2 separate regions of the Homo sapiens genome follow, and region 2 is linked to region 1. Evidence: read pairs that join two places in POLR2A ChIA-PET (ENCODE). Cell type or tissue: Panc1. All regions are shown on one strand. Each heading gives the region's core, and the rest is flanking DNA. Links, peaks and the distances in the headings are about the cores only.

Region 1 (10,071 bases), core at 3,153-8,152:
GAGATTACAGGCATGTGCCACCATGCCCAGCTAATTATTTTTATTTTTAGTAGAGACAGGGTTTCACCATGTTGGCCCGGCTGGTCTCAAACTCCTGACCTCAAGTGATCCACCCACCTCGGCCTCCCAAAGTGCTGGGATTACAGGCGTGAGCCACCGTGCCCAGCTGTGACTGAGTTTTTAAACAAAATTTTATCTTTCTTTATTTTTATTGTATTTATTTTTTTTTTTGAGACAGAGTTTCGCTCTTGTTGCCCAGGCTGGAGTGCATTGGCGCGATCTTGGCTCACTGCAACCTCCGCCTCCCAGGTCCAAGTGATTCTCCCGCCTCAGTCTCCCGAGTAGCTGGGATTACAGGTGCCCACCACCTCGCCTAGCTAAATTTTTTTTGTATTTTTAGTAGAGATGGGATTTCACTATATTGGCCAGGCTGGTCTTGAACTCCTGACCTCAGGAGATCCACCTGCCTTGGCCTCCCAAAGTGCTGGGATTACATGCGTGAGCCACTGCGCCCGGCCCTTGTCCTGTTTTTTTAATCTTAAAAGTTGCTGGGCACATAGTAGTTGTCTTTAAGTGTCCACTGAATGAATATTTGTGCATATAGTATTTCATAGGGTTGGGTGGGGAGGACATCCCAGCTGTTCATCAGAACACAGCCTAGAGAGTGAACACAATTTATTTATTTATTTTTTATTTATTTATTTATTTGTTTATTTTTGAGACAGAGTCTTGTTTTGTTGCCAGGCTGGAGTCCAATGGCGTGATCTCAGCTCACTGCAACCTCCGCCTCCTTGGTTCAAGCGATTCTCCTGCCTCAGCCTCCTGAGTAGCTGGGATTGCAGGCTCACACCACCATGCCCAGCTAATTTTTTGTATTTTTAGTAGAGACAGGATTTCACCATGTTGGCCAAGATGGTCTTGATCTCCTGACCTCATGATCCGCCTGCCTCGGCCTCCCAAAATGCTAGGATTACAGGAGTGAGCCACTGCGCCTGGCCCACAATTTAAGGGGCATAATCTCATTGTGATCATGACGGCCACCATCGCTTTTGTCCTCTGACATTGCAACTAAAACATTCTAATACCTCGAGCTCTGAGGGCTTTTCCAGGTGTATTCATTTTCTGGGGCTGCCATAACCACAAATAGAATGGCTTAAACAACAGAGGTCTGTTGTCTCACATTCTGGGGCTAGAAGTGTGAGATCGAGGTTGTGTTGGGGTTGGTTCCTTCTGAGAGCTGTTGGGGAAATGTCGTTGTTGCTGGCCATCTTTCATGTTCCACGTACTCCATCTCCAAATAAGGCCATATTCTGAGGTGTTGGGTCTTAGGACTTCCCCATATGAATGAGGAAAGGAGGTACAACTCAACCCCTAACACTGGGTGGCCCTTCCTTCCCAAGGCCTCTCTATCCTCAGGGACAATTGCATTCGTTTGAACCCCCTGTCTTCCCAGGAAGGCACTGGGCTACAAGGCCCCAAGCTCCCTTTCTTTGCCTGTTGGCACCAACATCACCCTCCCACTCTTGCTCCTGAAGCTTTCTCAACACTGCTGTGGTTAATGTTGGCTTTTTGGCTCTTGGTGGCCTGGTTTGTGGCTGCTACTTTCCTGTCATTATAGTAGTGTTCTCAGCTCTCTCTTCTTTTCACTGCAATAGTCCTTAAACCCAAAGAAGAGGTTTTCCCTTGCCAGCGAACATCAGTGGCCTAGCCTTATACTGGCAATTATATTCCTTGGGCCCCTTTCAAAAGATAGGCTGCTCTTTTGAGGAAGTTGGGATATGGGATCTAGAAAAATATGGGCAGAGAATAGAGTATTTCTTCCGTCTTGCCCTGGAGCTCTTCTCCCAGGATGAGACTAATTTTCCTTTTGGTTTTCAAGACATGTTATGTCTCTGCTTCAAGGTACCCCAGTCACCCTAAATTGGGGGTAGCCTTCATCACATTTTTGTCTGAAATTCTTCTTCTTCTTTTTTTTTTTTTTTTTTTTTTTTTAGATGGCATCTTGTTCTTGTCGCCCAGCCTGGCACGATCTCAGCTCACTGCAACCTCCGCCTCCTGGGTTCAAGAGACTCTCCTACCTCAGCCTCCCAAATAGCTGGGATTACAGGCATGCACCACCATACCTGGCTAATTTTTGTATTTTTAGTAGAGAAGGGGTTTCACCATTTTGGCCAGGCTGGAGTACAGTGGTGCAATCTCAGCTCACTGCAAGCTCTGCCTTCTGGGTTCACACCATTCTCCTGCCTCAGCCTCCCGAGTAGCTGGGATTATAGGCGCCTGCCACCACACTGGCTAATTTTTTGTATTTTTAGTAGAGATGGGGTTTCACCGTGTTAGCCAGGATGGTCTCGAACTCCTGACCTCAGGTAATCCACCTGCCTCGGCCTCCCAAAGTGCTGGGATTACAGGTGTGAGCGACCTTGCCCAGCCAAAATTCTTCATCTTGTTGCTCCAAGAGTTTGTAATTTCCCCAAATTTACTACCCCATTTTTCCAAGAATCTGAGGGGCTCACTGATGTGCAAAACAGGTGTCCACGAGCCCCAACTATATGAAAAACATCTTCACATAACCATCATCCCTGCTGTTTGGAGTCTGGCCTAGAGAAGCATATAAAGAAAAAGCCTTACCCTTTCAGATATGTAAATTAGACTTCCAGCCACAACGGCTGCGTCCTTAATCACAGTGTTTCCGGTATTAGAGCTAGAATGATGACAGTGGCAGGATGACAATTCCTTAGCTAAAGAGTGTCAAGCATTCCAGCCTGGCCAACATGGTGAATCCCCATCTCTACTAAACATACAGAAATTAGCCGGGCGTGATGGTGTCCCTCTGTAATCCCAGCTACTTGGGAGGCTGAGACAATAGAATCGCTTGTACCCAGGAGGCAGAGGTTGCAGTGAGCTGAGATCACGCCACAGCATTCCAGCCTGGGTGACAGAGTGAGACTCCGTCTAAAAAAAAAAATAGTGTCAGCTGGGTGCAGTGGCTCATGCCTGTAATCCCAGCACTTTGGGAGGCCGAGGCGGGCAGATCACGAGGTCAGGAGATCGAGAGCATCCTGGCTAACATGGTGAAACCCCGTCTCTACTAAAAATACAAAAAATTAGCCGGGCGTGGTGGCGAGCGCCTGTAGTCCCAGCTACTCAGGAGGCTGAGGCAGGAGAATGGCGTGAACCCAGAAGGCGGAGCTTGCAGTGAGCCCAGATCATACCACTGCATTCCAGCCTGGGTGACAGAGTGAGACTCCGTCTAAAAAAAAATAGTATCAGGCATCGTTAGCATGAAACTTGAAGAGACTTAAGCTCATCTTGTGCTTGCTAAGGGTAGGCAGCTATATTCCAGTCAGCAGACAACAGTAACAATTGCATGCTGAGATCTCAATTGGAAGAAAGGAGACAGGACCAGGGGTAGGAGAACCAAGCAAAGCCTAGAAATTCCAGTGGCACAGACCAGGGGTATGGGGGGTAGGAGTGAGGGTGGGAGGGAGGGATTGATGCTCCTATCCACTAAACGCCAAGCTAAGGCAGTGTGTGAGTGGTGAGAAGCTTGTGAAGCCAGACAGACTTGGGTTCAAATCCCAGTTCTGTCTCTCACTAGCTCTGCAAGCCTGCATGTATCTTTTCCTCAGCGTCCTCATCTATCAGAAAAATGAAAGTAATAACAGTACCTGCCTCACAGGTCTGTTGTGATGGACACATGAGGTAATGTGTAAGGACAAGGCATAGGGCTTAATACAGAGGCGGCACCCAATTAGCTATTGTTATTACTATTGTTAGTAAGGAGCCCAAGGTGCTCGCCTCCTATGGCTCTATTCTGCTGAAGGAACAAAGATAATTCATTTGGCTGTAGCCATGGGCATTTATAGGCAAAGAATTTTCTCTTTTCAAACTCAAAGTAGCACATGCAGATGTGTTTTGGCACTCTAAAATGGAGGTGCATTTTCCAATTACAGTTGACCTTGAACAACATGGGGGTCAGGGGTGCCAACTCCCAGCACAGTCAAAAATCCATGTATAACTTTGTACTCCCCCAAAAACTTAACTACTAATAGCCTAATGTTGACTGAAAGCCTTACCAGAAACATAAACAGTTGATTAACACATATTGTGTACGTTATATGTATTGTATACTGTATCTTTTTTTGTGTGTGTGTGAGATGGAGTCTCGCTTTTGTCGCCCACGCTGGAGTGCAGTGGTGCGATCTCGGCTCACTGCAACCTCCGCCTCCCAGGTCCAAGTGATTCTCCCGCCTCAGCCTCCCGAGTAGCTGGGATTACAGGCATGCGCCTCCACGCCCACCTAATTTTTGTATTTTTAGTAGAGACGGGGTTTTGCCATGTTGGCCAGAGGCTGGTCTTGAACACCTGACCTCAGGTGATCCACCCTCCTTGGCCTCCCAAAGTGCTGGGATTATAGGCATGAGCCACCGTGCCCAGCCTGTATACTGCATCTCACAATAAAGTAAGCTAGAGAAGAGAAAATGTTATTAAGAAAATCATAAGGAAGAGAAAATATATTTACTATTCATTACAGGAAAATGGATCATCATGAAGGTTTTCTTCCTCCTCATCTTCACATTGAGAATAGGCTAAGGAGGAGGGATTGGTCTTGCTGTCTCATGGGTGGCATATAAGTGTACCCACACAGTTCAAACCTGTGTTGTTCCAATGGTCACTATATCACATTTCATTATCACCCTCTCTTCACATCCAATATAATATGGTTAGCTTATCAATTTCACAAAAATAAAACATCATCCACAAAATGAGAATGGTGTCTCAGATGATATGGCGAGAAGGAATCAAGTCAGAGGAGTTTCTCTGATTGAGGGCCTTGAGACGGGCAGTCTTTTCCTCGTGGCTAGAAAGGGTGAAACTCTAGCTACAGCTTCCTGGTAGAAGGGCTGTTACCATGGTTTCTGAAGCAGGCGTGGAGTCAGAAATACCATTTTTTTGCATTTATATATGGAAAAGATAAGACCTCACTTTTGTTTTTCTTAGCATATCTTTAGAAAGGCAACAGCAGGAGAATAGAAAGTAGGAAAAGCTAGTGATAAGGGTTACTGAATTGGCCAGGCGCAGTGGCTCACGCCTGTAATCTCAGCACTTTGGGAGGCGGAGGCAGGCGGATTGCCTGAGATCAGGAGTTTGAGACCAGCCTGGCCAACAAAGTGAAACCCCATCTCTAGTAAAAAGAAAATACAAAAATTAGTTGAGTGTGGTGGCGGGCGCCAGTAATCCTAGCTACTCAGGAGGCTGAGGTAAGAGAATCGCTTGAACCCGGGAGGTGGAGGTTGCAGTAAGCTGAGACCGCACCACTGCACTCCAGCCTTGGTGACAGAGCAAGACTCTGTCTCTAAATAAATAAATAAATAAATAAAAGAATTACTCAATTAACCCCAGGATCAGAAGAGAAAAGTTACTTCTTTTTCTGTTATACCTATAAGAATTCATAATTCATCCCAAAAAATCAATTGACATATTGTATTTTTTATTGACTTATCTCGTTTTTGTTTTTTTTCTTTTTTTGAGACTGAGTCTCACTGTGTCACCCAGGATGGAGTGCAGTGGTGCAATCTCGGCTCACTGCAACCTCTGCCTCCTGGGTTCAAGTGATTCTCCTGCCTCTGCCTCCTGAGTAGCTGGGATTACAGGCACATGCCACCACGCCCAGCTAATTTTTGTATTTTTACTAGAGACCAGTTTCACCATGTTGCCCAGACTGGTCTGGAACTCCTGACCTCAGGTGATCCGCCCGCCTCGGCCTCCCAAAGTGCTGGGCTTACAGGCATGAGCCACCATGCCTGACCTGATTTCCCTTCTTGACTGGTTTTGGTTCATGTGGCTGGTGCCTGGTTGCCCGTCTCCCCAGGGCTCTCCCTACATAGGCGAACTGAAGGAAATCACACTTCTTGTCTTTCTCTCTGAAGCATGTTGAACCAGCTGGAACCTGTCTTTCTCTCTGAAGCATGTTTCTTTCTCCAATCAAGAGAGCCTGAGTTTCTAGCCATAGTGTGTAGCATGAAGCACATAACTTTGATCAGGGTTTATTTCTGTTACATCGAGGGAGATTTTGTTCTGTTAAAAGTTGAGGACATATTATTATTATTTGTTTTTGTGAATCTCTTTTGCATTTTTGATCAGAGACCTAAGAAGGGGACACTACAAAGAAATGAAAACACAGTTTTTGTGCAAAATGGTGACTCCTGTGTGTGTCTGTGTGTGCTGGGGTGGGGATGGGACTGGTGGTGTGCTTGCTGAATGTAAGTGCCAGGCTGCTTCCCTCAACACTTCCCAGATATATTTTCAAGCATTTCATCTCTCATTGTGTCCTAAACCTTAACCGAAACCCACAAAGTATTAGAATCTCCCTTCAGGAGATGAGTTTTAAAACCTCCATTCTGAATATAATTCTGACACGCGTGGAAAGGACAGGAAGCATGAAAGTTTAGCCTGAACTCTAGTTCCTAGGACTGAACCCACGCCAAAGGCATTATTTCTTTTGTTATTATTATCCTTTCCAGATAACATCCTTATGAGTATCTTTAAAATTACATTGTAAGCCAGAGGTAAGGCAAGCTCTCTCTTTCTTTGCCCAATATTTTTATTGCACTTTGCAGTCACTATTTCAGCATCCGTCTCATCACTCATGGTGCCATTTCACTTCAGCATGCCTGGTACTGCAGGTGGCACTTGGAGATTCAAGAGATCACAGACTCAGCCGGGTGCGGTGACTCACGCCTGTAATCCCAGCACTTTGGGAGGCTGAGGTGGGTGGATCACAAGGTCAGGAGTTCGAGACCAGCCTGGCCAATATGGTGAAACCCCATCTCTACTATAAATACAAAAATTAGCCAGACGTGGTGGCGCGTGCCTGTAGTCCCAGCTACTCAGGAGGCTGAAGCAGGAGAATCACTTGAACCCGGGAGGCGGAGGTTGCAGTGAGCCGAGATCACGCCACTGTACTCTAGCAGGGGCAACAGAGTGAGACGCTGTCTAAAAAAAAAAAAAAAAGAAAAGAGATCACAGACTCTGCCCGGGGTCACCAACACTCTCAAGGAGGGCATGAAGGTAAGAAAAAAAAAAAAAAAAAAAAAACACTGCATTGAAACAAGGGTTGTAGCAGAGGTAAGCATACTCTGATGACTTCAGGTCAGGCTTGATCCTACTGCAGTGGTTCTTACCCAAGGGGGACCCAGGGCCCTATTCTAATAACAAACGTTTGGCAGCATCTCCTTAACATCCTGAAGAAGAATTTATAGAAAATATAACTTGTCTGCACACCTCCAAAAAATCAGAGGACATTTAGGGTAGCCAAAATGCCCAGTATGATACTATAATGGTGGATACATGTCATTATACATTTGTCTAAATCCACAGGATGTACAAGATCAAGAGTTAAACCTAATGCAAACTATGGACTTTGGGTGATTACACTGTGACAATTTAGGTTCATCAGTTGTGACAAACGTACTACTCTTGTGTGTGGTGAGGGGGGCGGTGTTGATAATGAGGGGGGCTATGTATGTAGGGGACCTGGGGCATATGGGAAGGAAATCTCTGTACCCTTCTTTCATTGTTGTTTTGGATCTAAAACTACTTTTTAAAAAAGTCTTTCAAAGATCAATATAGGCCGGGCGCAGTGGCTCAAGCCTGTAATTCCAGCACTTTGGGAGGGTGAGGCAGGTGGATTACTGGAGGTCAGGAGTTCGAGACCAGCCTGGCCAACCTGGTGAAAACCCATCTCTACTAAAAATACAAAAATTAGCTGGGCATGGTGGCACACGCTTGTAATCCCAGGTACTCAGGAGGCTGAGGCAGGAGAACCCCTTGAACCCAGGAAGGAGAGGAAGCAGTGAGCCAAGATCACACCACTGCACTCCAGCTTGGGTGACAGAGCAGAAAAAAAAAATACATCAATATAATGCCCTGACTGTAATATGAAGGAGAAAACTAATGAAAGTAATCTAAAAAAAGTCATGCATTTTAATATGCAAATATTCCAGCACAACTACACAGAAAGACAGAAAAGCCAGCCACTTGTGCCTGCTTATATTTAATATGTTTGATTTAATTTATATATATTACTTTACTATTTTATTACATTTCAATATATTTAAATTATATTTAATATGACAAAATATTTTAATTTATATTCAGTGGAACATATATATATATATATATATATATTTTTTTTTTTTTTTGAGACAGTCTTGGTCTGTCACCCAGGCTAGAATGCAATGGCATACACATGGCTCACTGCGGCCTCCACCTCCTGGGCTCAGGTGATTGTCCTGCCTCAGCCTCCTGAGTAGCTAGGACTAAGGTGTGCACCACTATACCTGGCTAATTTTTAAATTTTTTGTAGAGACTGGGGTCTCACCATGTTGCCCAGGCTGGTCTTTAATTTCTGGGCTCAAGGACTCCTTCAGCTTCAGCCTCCCAAAGTGCTGAGATTAGAGGCATGAACCACCATGCCTGGCCAATGCAATATTTTTGACTTTTAAAATATTTAACATTTTGAAATCAGAATTAAGTTATTATATATTTCACAGTAGTATATTGTGAGGTTTTAGATAGAGAGAGCCATAGAATGTCTAGGAACATAGAATGATGTGATGTGTCTATGTGGTGACTCAAATAGCATAAATGGCATTGCTCTTCCTGATGTGATGTTTTTGCAATGAACAACTCTTAGTAAAGTTTGGAACAATCGGCCGGGCGCGGTGGCTCACGCCTGTAATCCCAGCACTCTGGGAGGCCGAGGTGGGCGGATCACGAGGTCAGGAGATCAAGACCATCCTGGCTAACACGGTGAAACCCCGTCTCCACTGAAAATACAAAAAATTAGCCGGGCGTGGTGGCGGGCACCTGTAGTCCCAGCTACTCAGAAGGCTGAGGCAGGAGAATGGCGTGAACCCCGGGGGGCGGAGCTTGCAGTGAGCCGAGATCTCGCCACTGCACTCCAGCCTGGGCGACAGAGTGAGACTCCGTCTCAAAAAAAAAAAAAAGTTTGGAAAGGAAAAAATCAATTTCCCCTGAACTTATATCAGAATTGAATACCTGATAATTCAATGTATACTAAAATCACACAAGAGAAAGCTCTGTGTTTCATGTAAAGTGGAGTTCAATTCTAAGCTCTGCTAATTCTAATTTATCTCCATGAATTCCCAGAAAATCATCTTAAAATTTTGTGTGAGGCAATACAGTTCTTCGTTGAGCAGGGCAGTCCACATACTACAAGACATACTTTATCCCTGGAACCACCCATCAAATCCCATAACATTCCCCAAACAACCAACCAACCAGAAACCCTCCGTAGGTTTCTTTCTTTTTTTTCTTTTTCTTTTTTTTTTTTTTTTTGAGATGGAGTTTTACTCTGTCGCCCAGGCTGGAGTGCAGTGGCACGATCTCGGCTCACCACAACCTCTGTCTCCCGGGTTCAAGTAATTCTCCTGCCTCAGCCTCCTGAGTAGCTGGGACTACAGGCTCCCGCCACCATGCCCAGCTAATTTTTTGTATTTTTAGTAGAAACGGGGTTTCACCATGTTGGCCGGGATGGTCTCAATCTCCTGACCTCGTGATCCGCCCGCTTCTATCTCCCAACCCCCATAGGTTTCTAAAATACCCAAGGAGGCACCTCATCCCTAGTGAAAATCCCTGGTCTGAGATCTCTTCTAGTTCCGAAATTATGTGGTTCTTTTTATATGCTATATCCCCAAACTTAATCTAATTAATTATTTGTAATACCTATTAAGTGCCTTACCATTGAAGGAGGCAAAAATAACCTTGTGTCTTGTTCCTTTGCAAAGATTTTTACAGGCTTATCCCTAATGCCCAGCACAGCCCAACACGTAGGGTCTCAATAAGTACTTTTGGATGTATGCATATATATGGGGAGGATATTCCAGCAGTATAAGACATGAACATTTTCCTTACATTCTACATTGCCACATTTCCAATACATTCTAATTGGGAAATTAAGAATAACATGTGACAACAGTAAAAGATCAGTACAAAATAATATTTCATTAAGGGGTGCATCTTGTCGATTAAAGCTGTAAGTATAAT
Region 2 (10,071 bases), core at 3,352-8,351, 170 kb after region 1:
AACATCACATGACCAGTAATGAGACATGACATAATGGGATATATCATCTAGATAGTTTTCTTGCCAGAAATGTTTAATATTGAGAAAACAATTAGACAAATCGAGATTATGTGATATTTTACAAGATAACTGACCTGGACTCTTCAAAAATGTCAGTATTGCCGGGCACGGTGGCTCACACCTGTAATCCCAGCACTTTGGGAGGCCCAGGAGGGTGGATTGCTTGAAGTCAGGAGTTCAAGACCAGCCTGACCAACATGGTGAAACCACATCTCTACTAATAATACAAAAATTAGCCAGGCGTGGTGGCAGGCACCTGTAATCCCAGCTACTCGGGAGGCTGAGGCAGGAGAATCGCTTGAACCTGGGAGGCAGAGGTTGCAGTGAGCCGATATGGCGCCACTGCACTCCAGCCTGGGTGACAGAGTGAGACTCTGTCTCAAAAAAAAAAAAAAGAAAGATAAAAAACAACAACAACAACAAATTATCCAAAATTAAAAGAGACTAACAAGACATGACAAATATGTGATCCTTGATTGGATTTTGTATTAAAAAAAACTCTAACAACATTGGGACAGTTTTAATATGGACTATGTATTAGATACTATACCATTTAATTTAATTTCATTAAATTAATATTTATGGGACAGTTTTAATTAATGGGACAGTTTTAATATGGACTATGTATTAAATACTATATAATTTGATTTCATAGATAAAATGATGGTATCATAGTTATGAAAATGGCTATCCGATTATAAGATAAATCATCATAGGAAAAATGGGAAAATATCGAGATAAAATGAAGTCTTATAAGACCACACTAAGATAACCATCATTAACACTTTGGTATATTTCCATCTCATCTACATATATTTAAACAAAATTGAATTGTACTCTACATGGTTTTTTATGTTCCTTCTGCTTGTTCCATATTATAATTATTGGCAAGTCTCCATTAAATAGTCCTCAAAGATATTCTTTTAAATGGTTATATACTATCTCTGTACATTTTCTTATTTTTAAATTTCAAGGCCATGCGCAGTGGCTCCTGCCTGGAATCCCAGCACTTTGGGAGGCGGAGGTGGGAGCATCGCTTGAGGCCGGCAGTTTGAGACCAGCCTGGGCAACATAGGGAGACCCCATCTCTATGATTTTAAAATAAATAAATAAAAATTAAATTCCAAGTTTTTTTATTTTATAAGGTCTATTTTACAATATTTTATTCAATCAACATGCCATCCATTGTAAGACATCATTATTTTATGTGTCACTAAAAAGAAAATTTTCCTGAGGTGGGTGTGTCGGGCCCTACTGGGCCTAGCGGCAGGAGGGGGACATCGGCTCCCACCACAGCCCTCCAAACAGCTCTGCGCTCTGAGCGCCCCCTCCCCAGGGTCCCCCTCTCCAGGCAGGAAGATGTCCAAGTCCCGTGCGGCGGAGGCAGCAGCGGGGGTGACAGCGACGGCCCCGAGCCCGCAGATAGTGGAGCAGAGGGGTCCAGGGAGGCGCTGCACCGACGTTGGGGAGAATGTATGTCCTGGCAATCAAAGATCTTTTCCTCCGTGAGCCTAACAAATGCTCTGGAATGTGTTCCAGCCTTCAGGAGGAGAACTCCGTTACACGTCACGAAGTCAAATGCCAGGGGAAACCATTAGCTGGAATCCACAGGAAAAGAATGCAACACGGAGCACGAAGCCCAAGCACAGAAGATCAAAGACGCCAGGAGAGGACCCCTCGCACCTTTTCCAAACCAAAAATGTGAAGCAGCAGAACTTCCAAAACCTCCGGCCTCGTCTTGTGATTCCACCAATGCAGCCATCGCCAAGCAAGCCTTGAAATAGCCCATCAAGGGCAAACAGGCCCCCGAAAAAAAGCTCAAGGAAAAGTCGCAAACTCACGGATTTCTACCCTGTCCCAAGGAGCTCCAGGAAGGGCAAAGCGGAGCTGCAATTTGAAGAAAGGGAAAGAATAGATGAATTGGTTGAAAGCGGAAAGGAAAGAAGGAGTGAAGACTGACCTCATCAATGACAAAGGCCGGGTGTGAACACCAGAGGGAGCTCTCCCGGGGCGCCTTTGTGGTAGAAAAGCACCGGAGCCTCACGGAGATCACCGACGCCACGGGACCCCTCCATGGTGGATCTCCGTGGATCTCCACAGTAAGCCGAGATCGCGCCACCGCACTCCATCCTGGGAGGCAGAGGGAGACTCCAGCTCAAAATAAGTAGATGACTGAATGAATGAATGAACGAATGAATGAATGAATGGATGTTACAGGTTTCCAAGGTGGACTTAAACAGATGGCTTTATATTACCAAAACTTTTACATTCTAGTTGTTTTTGTGCCTTTTTTTTTTTTTTTAATACAGGTTGAACGTTTTGTGCTTCCCATGCATGCAGTCAAAAACTCAGCACACAGGCCAGGCGCGGTGGCTCACACCTGTAATCCCAGCACTTTGGGAGGCCGAAGCGGGTGGATCACTTGAGGTCAGGAGATTGAGACCAGCCTGGCAAACATGGTGAAACCCCGTCTCTACTAAAAATACAAAAATTAGCCGGGCGTGGTGGTGCATGCCTGTAATCCCAGCCACTGGGGAGGCTGAGGCAGGAGAATCGCTTGAACCCAGGAGGTGGAGGTTGCGGTGAGCCGAGATCCCGCCATTGCACTCCAGCCTGGGTGACAGAGTGAGACCATGTCTCAAAAACAAACAAAAAAAGCAAAAAAAAAAAAAAAAAAAAAACCTCAGCACAGGATTAGAGCCAAACGTGAACTAGGAAGCCGCGCGAGTCTCCTCTCTCCGGTGGAAGAGCTGGGACGTGTCCCCCACACCGCGACGAGGTATGAGGAAGACGCTGTCTCCCAAAGGCCTGGACGGGATGGCTCCAAGCTCTTGTTCTCCTAACATCTGGACAGGCGCTCTTTGAAGTGTATGAATATATTTTTAAAAGATTGGGCAGTAAGCTTGTCTTCCCCGTGCTTTCTCGAAAGCTTACTGAGCTCGTGGCCCTGAGCGCGGGCCGGCATAGATTTCCTCTTCCACCCGCTGCGGCTTTTCTGAGCACCTGGAAGCATCGGGGTGTGAAGTCAAACCAGACGTGGGTGAGGAGAGTGTGGCTTGCCTTCCCTGCCGGGCAGAATTTCCTGAAACTGGGCTAATTCTTTGTAGAAATGTGAACGCTGAATTTATTAAAAAATAATAATAAAACACAGGAAACAACTTACATGTACATAGGTCTTGAAGTGAGTGAAGCGGCTGTATTTTTTTGGGGGGGGCATTGCTTTTGTTTTTGTAGAAGAGATTGAGATGATACTCTATTCTAATCAAAATTAGAGATTTGTAGTGGGACCAGAAATTACGTACTTAATACCCCTGCCAGTTTTCCCCGCGTCCTGCTGGGTTGAAAGTTCCAGAGCTGCCGTCTAGGCCTCGTGTTTGTCAGACACCCACGGCTCCTGCGAGGTCGCAGCCATGAGCTGGCGGGGGTGAGTACACAAGCCCAGATCCCCCAACCCGAACTGCGGCTGCCAGCCTCAGAGAAAGGCGCCCAGGTGTGCGGGCAGGGCCGAGACCCCCGGGAATCTAAGATAGGCCAAGGTTTTCACCTAGACTGTCAAGGCTGGAGGAGTAGGTGGCGGCCTCGACCCTCCCTACACGGGACCCATTCTTTTCTTTTCTTTTCTTTTTTTTTTTTTTTTTTTTTTGAGGCAGAGTCTCACTCTGTCGCCCAGGCTGGAGTACAGTGGCACAATCTCGGCTCGCTGCAATCTCCACCTCCCGCGTTAAAGCGATTCTTCTGCCTCAGCCTCCTGAGTAGCTGGGACTACAGGCACATGCCACCGCGCCTGGCTAATTTTTTGTATTTTTAGTAGAGACGGGGTTTCACCATGTTGGCCAGGCTGGTCTCAAACTCCTGATCTCGTCATCCGCCCGCCTCGGCCTTCCAAAGTGCTGGGATTACAGGCGTGAACCACCGCACCCAGCTATGCAGGACCCATTCTTACTGAGTGAGACTCGGGAGTCATGACCTGGTGTCTCCTGCCCACCCTGGTCCCAGGTAAATCTGAATGGAAGCAGGTATGAGAGCCTGTCCTCGCCTTTGATTCCCCCACCCCACCCTGGGCCTCACAACGGTGCTACCTAAGAAAGTCTCTTCCCCCAGTCAGCCTGGTGAGTGGTCAGCCGAAGAGGATCTGACGGGAGTGTAGATGTGAGATAGTATCTTTGTTGTACCTGTTTGTGGTTTAGCTTTGTATTTAAACAAATGAGGAAATAAACTTGAAAATTATTTGTCATCATAAAGTTGAAACAAAAATTATTTTAAAAAATAAAGTTTTATTTTAAAATAAAATAGCTAATGAGTATCGTACATTACAATTACATTTCCTTTCTAAACTTTTTTGTTTTCCTTTCAGTTATCTGTCTGCTTTTTTTTCTATATACTTATCGCTAATTCAACCACAGACTCTTCTCTTTTGTGTAAATCTTTTGGTATGTTCAAAGATATTTGGAATTTCCACCTTCCTGGAGGAATTTCTCCCATAGCCATGTGCCCTACTCTAATTTAGATTGTGCACTCTGGATCTGATGCCTAGATAATCTTCACCAACCTCGGAATCCTCGAATTGTACTCTACATGGTTTTTCTTCTCTTCTAATGCATCCCATTTCCTGGACCGCATGTATTGCTCTCCTAGTTTATTATTCCTCATTCTGATGACGTATGCCTTTCTTTCATTGGCTTCCTAAGAACTTCATGTGAGTAAAACATTTTTGAGTATGTGGCTTCATTTTATACCTACACTTAATTGACCATTTAGTTTGGTGTAGAATTCTATGTTGGAAAGTTTCTTTCATGAAATATTAAAAAGCTTTTTAAAGTAAACTAAATACTTAAATTATTTGTGTAATTGAGAATTGTACCAATTTGTAGATAACTTGTTTTTTTCCTTACTCAATGTGTTTAATTTTTTGAATACTTAATACAGTCACATGTTTAGCAGAATGTTCATAGTAGGAAAAAAAATGTACTGAAGTCTTCATCTCATTCATGACCCCATCTGCCAAGTTCCTACCCCTGTAACCACTGTCTTTAACTTTTTTTTTTAAGAGATGGGGTCTCGCTATGTTGCCCAGACTATACTCAAACTACTGGGTTCAAGCAATCCTCCTGCCTCAGCCTCCTGAGTAGCTGGGATATAGGCATGCACACATGCCCAGTGCTCACTTTTTAAGTGTCCTTCCAGGGTTTCTTCATGTATATATAGAAGATTACTTGACACTATTCTTTTTCTTTTTCTTTTTTTTTTTTTTTTTTTTTTTTTTTTGTGACAGAGCCTCGCTCTGTCACCCAGGCTGGAGTCCAGTGGCACGATCTCGGCTCCCTGCAAGCTCTGCCTCCCGGGTTCACGCCATTCTCCTGCCTCAGCCTCCCGAGTAGCTGGGACTACAGGCGCCCATCACCACGCCCGGCTAATTTTTGGTATTTTTAGTAGAGACGGGTTTCACCATGTTAGCCAGGATGGTCTCAATCTCCTGACCTCATGATTCGCCCGCCTCGGCCTCCCAAAGTGCTGGGATTACAGGTGTGAGCCACCGCGCCTGGCCATTTCTCCCCTTTTCAAATGCAAATCATGTGTATTTCTTGCTCTATTCTGTGTCTTGCTTTTCCCCTTAACAATGTGTCTTGGAGACATGTCCATATCATTACATGGAGAGTTCCTCATTTTTAAAAGAGAGCTGCATAGTATTGCACTGGATAGATGTGCCATAATCTACTTAATGGTTCTCTATTGGCGGACATTTAAGTTTAAAGTAAGTTGTTTAAGTTATAATGTAGTTTCCAGTCTTTTGTTATTTTAAACAATGCCTCCATGAATACTCTTATAAACACCTACTTTTGCACACATGCAAGTAAATTTATAGGATAAATCCTTAGGAGAGGAGTTTTTGGCTCACAGGACATATATGTATGTTTGTAATTTTGATAAATATTACCAGGTTGCCATTTGTAGGAGTTGCTCCAGTTATATTCTTCAGCCCCACCAGATAAATAGGTTAAGATACCTATTTATTCCACAGCCTCACTAGAGATACTGTGTGGACAAATTTTGGGGTTTTGCCTATCCTTTATGAGGTAAACAGTGTAGTTTAAATTTCTATTTTTTCTTTTATACTTCTTAATTAATTTTTTGAGACAGTCATTCTCTGTTGCCCAGGCTGGAGTGCAGTGGTGCAATCACAGCTCACTGCAGCCTCAACCTCCTGGGCTCAAGCAGTCCTCCCGCCTCAACCTCCCAAGTAGCTGGGACTACAGGCATAGGCCACCATGCCCAGCTAAGTTTTGTGTTTTTAGTAGAGACAGGATATTGCCATGTTTCCCAGGCTGGTCTTGAACTCCTGGACTCAAACGATCCTTCTGCCTCAGCCTCCCAAAGTGCTGGGATTACAAGCGTGAGCCGTCGTGCCAGGCCTGTTTTTTTAAGAGTGATGCTGATCCTTCTTTCATATGTTTAAGAGCCCATTTATCCTCTTTTGTGAATTATCTCTTCAAATCCTTTGTTCATTTTACTATTTCAATATTGGGATTTTGATCTTTTTCTTGTTTGATTTCCAGGAGCTCTTTATAAATTAGGTTAATATTTTACCATTTTTTTTCTTCTAGTTTGATCAGTCCCTTAGAATTGAAGGCATCTCTGGCTTCCAGTGTTTCCAAAAAGCCTGACCCCCATTCCCATGTCACCACCTCTCAGGTAAAGAGCAGGAACTTTGCTCCAATAGGCCCCTTCCATGTGACCTCTGCAATCACAGTCCCTCGCTTCCCCCAAAATAACTTCACTTTTACAGTCATCAGCACTTCTTTGCATTTAGAAGTTTTACCACCCAAATGCATATCTTTAGAGACTCCAATTTAGTCTTACCTTTAAAAAAAAAAGTTATCTGGGATGTGTTTTTTTACTCTCTAAATTACTTCTCCATTTTTCCCCTTTGTTTTTCTCTTGAAGAACTGGACTCCTTGACCAATAGGGTTTTCCACAGTGTGAGTCTTGCTAATTGCATGCTCATGATTCAGCTCAGTATATCCCTCAATCCTCTATTTCTTGCAAACTGGCAGCTGGATTCAGAGATTTAATGAAACTCAGGTTTGCCATATAGGAGGCACAAAATGTCTGGTTGTCTCTCCTGTTGAGATGATGGTAGGTACAGGTGCTAAAATGTCTACGTGGGTGGTGGGTTGGGGAGAAGTTGTTGCAAGATGGTGGAATTCTAAGTCTAAATTTTACGTTTCATTTATAAGTTGAAACACTCTTTATTTTTATTTATTTATTTTTTGAAACGGAGTCTTGCTCTGTCACCCAGCTGGAGTGCAGTGGTGTGATCTCGGCTCACTGCAACCTCTGCCTCCCAGGTTCAAGCTATTCTCCTGCCTCAGCCTCCTGAGTAGCTGGTATTACAGGCGTGCACCACCATGCCCCACTAATTATTTTTCTTTTTTGTATTTTTAGTAGAGATTGGGTTTTTCCATGTTGGCCAGGCTGGTCTCAAACTCCTGACCTCAAGTGATCCACCCACTTTGGCCTCCCAGAGTGCTGGGATTACAGGTGTGAGCCACTGCACTTGGCTCATTATTGCCTTTTCTTGAGTTCTTCCCCTCCAGTTTGCTCTCTTTCTGTGACTCCTGTTATTCAGAGTTTGCACCTGTTGGATTGGTCCTCCATGTTTCTTAACTATTTCTCTTTTTATTTCACTTTTTCTAGGAAATTTCCCAAACATTATTTTCCAACTCTCTGTTTACCTTACTACTTCTGCCATCATATTTTATTTTCCAAGAGGTCTTTTTTGTTTTCTGTTGTTATTATAAATAGCCTCCTCTTCTTGTATGGATGCAATATTTTCTCCCTGAAAACAATGAGTTTTTAAATAGCTTTCTTCTATCTAGCATTGTGTCTATTTCCTCCAAGTTGTCTTTTTTCTGCTTGTGGATTTGTTTAACTTTCAATACTAGAGATTTTCTTTGAATGTCTGAGGATCTTTGGATGTCCAGTCATATTTATAAGTAGGGCAGTATCTAGGCTGTTTCTTCAGGGAAGATTCAATGTAGTATCTTTAGATATTTCTTCCTGGGCTGATGCCTAGAGAGAACTGTTTGAGTCTTTATATCTTGTAATAATAGTATTCCTGAAATCCAACTGTAAAAAGGCTGGAGAGGTCTCAACTTCCGCTATATGTATTTTTATGCAGTCTCCCTGTTATCAGTATGATGCTCCTCTAATCCTCAACTCTGCCTACCGTCCAAAGATTGTTTTATCTTCCCCAGAGGGGAAAACCTCATTCTTACTCCGCAGTTGGAGAGGGAGTCATTTGCTGCACTGAGTCAGGGAAGAGATCTGGGGACCTAACTGCTTATTTCATTTGCAACGAATCTATCTGTTTTTATCCCCATCTTTGCATCCCTTTCTGAAGACACTTGGGTCAGCCACTCTTGAGATTTTTGAGGGTCCTGAGGTATAAATTGGGTTGCGACTCTGCTTTCTCCACTGCTAGCTTCAGTCTGTATTCACTGTATGTGATTCACCTGAGGATTTATTAAAACTGCAGATTGGTTTCATAGATCTGAGCTGGAGCCTGAGGGTCTATGTGAATAGCAGTCTCCTAGGTGATGCTTGGACCACACTTTGTGTAGATGGGGCTCACTCATTTACCGTCCATCTGTTCATTTTCCAGCCTCTGAAATTTTGTCCTTGGAGATTTGTACATTTTTTTTAAAGTTATGAAAATTTTCAAACATACATACAAATAGTTAGAACAGCCATTAACCAGTGGTCGATCCTGCCCCATCTATACTTTCATCCACTCGACCCCCAGCACACACACTGCATTATGTTGGCGCAAATTCCAGACAACCTATTTCATCTGTAAATATTTTAGTATGTATTATTTTAAATAGTGAGATTTAAATATAACCACACATATTAATTTGTTAGGGCTGCCATAACAAACCACCACAGGCTGGGTGGCTGAAACAACAGCTCTGGGGGCTGAAAGGGTGAGATCGAGGTGTCCCAGGGGCGGTTTCTCCTGGGGCCTTTTGCAGCCTGTAGATGGCTGTCTTCTCGCTGTGCCCTCCCACAGCCTTTTCTCTGTGTACCAGCATCCCTAGTATCATGTGTGTGTGTCCAAATTACCTCTTTAAAGGTCCTATCTCCAAATATAGTCACATTTGGAGGTGCTGGGAGTTAAAGGCTTCAACATATGAATTTGGGGGGATATAATTCAGCCCATCATACCATAATTTCCCATTGTCTTATATATGTAATTCTTTGTTGCCATGAATTCAGATAAATTCTACACATTGCACTTAGTTGATATATCCTAAGTCTTAATTTTTGTATTGTTGTTGAAACAATTTATTGAAGTAACAAATTGTAATCCTATAGAGCATACCACCATGTGGATTTTCTTTACTGCATCCTGTGGGGTCATTAAATAAGTTATTGTCCTCTTTCTTGAACATCAGTAGTTGAATCTACAGGTTTGGTCGGGTTCTAATTTTTTGGCAAGCCCACTTTGTAGATAGCAAGGTACTCTTCAATTTCCACCTTTCAGTATTAGTATTGATGATCTTTGGCTACCTCCATTTAGTACATCAGAGGTGGCAAATTGGGCAGTTTCCAAATTTTATCATTCCTTATTCACTCATATTAGCTAGAGTACTTCCAAAAAAAGTAAACATCACCTCACTTACTATTCTGTCACCAGGTGGTACAGTTAGCACAGGAACGGCAGGAGAAAGGCTTCTTGGCCAGTACTTAAGTTTAACAACTAGAGACTAGGTTCTCTAGTGTTCCTCAGCATCACAATGAGGTTTTCTTATTCATTTTAGAATCTGGTAAAACTTGATTTACTGTTATGTTAGTGGAGTTATGAGAAGGAACATTTGTTTAAAGAAGGCACTGTTCATTGGAAGTTATAATTTATGTAGCCAATTTCCTGCTATTGGAGATTTACATTAATTCCAGGTTTTTACTTTTATATTTAATGCTGTGAGATGAATATTCTTTAAAAATAAGTTA

Evidence for each region. Peaks named below come from ENCODE experiments on the same cell type or tissue, not always from the same donor. Only the 100,000 strongest peaks of a DNase experiment are listed, where the experiment ranks them.
Region 2: POLR2A ChIA-PET joins it to region 1 with 7 read pairs; 2 of 35 experiments call an interaction of 5 or more read pairs at or near these places.

Annotation. Positions count from the first base shown.
Region 1 is chr3:169,889,383-169,899,453 of GRCh38, forward strand. No RefSeq gene overlaps it. Among named protein-coding and RNA genes, the nearest start is that of SAMD7, 17 kb to the right of the region's middle. In Panc1, for the core only: no CTCF peak of the experiment used is centred there; a DNase peak (open chromatin) is centred at 6,163.
Region 2 is chr3:170,060,834-170,070,904 of GRCh38, forward strand. All of the region lies in intron 2 of GPR160 (G protein-coupled receptor 160), which reads left to right. LOC124909455 (a long non-coding RNA gene) reads right to left here and starts at 156. Exons shown (of 3, transcript XR_007096156.1): 1 at 1-156. It also overlaps the pseudogene KMT5AP3. RefSeq lists enhancers at 899-1,420, 1,421-1,941 and a silencer at 8,235-8,435. In Panc1, for the core only: no CTCF peak of the experiment used is centred there; no DNase peak of the experiment used is centred there.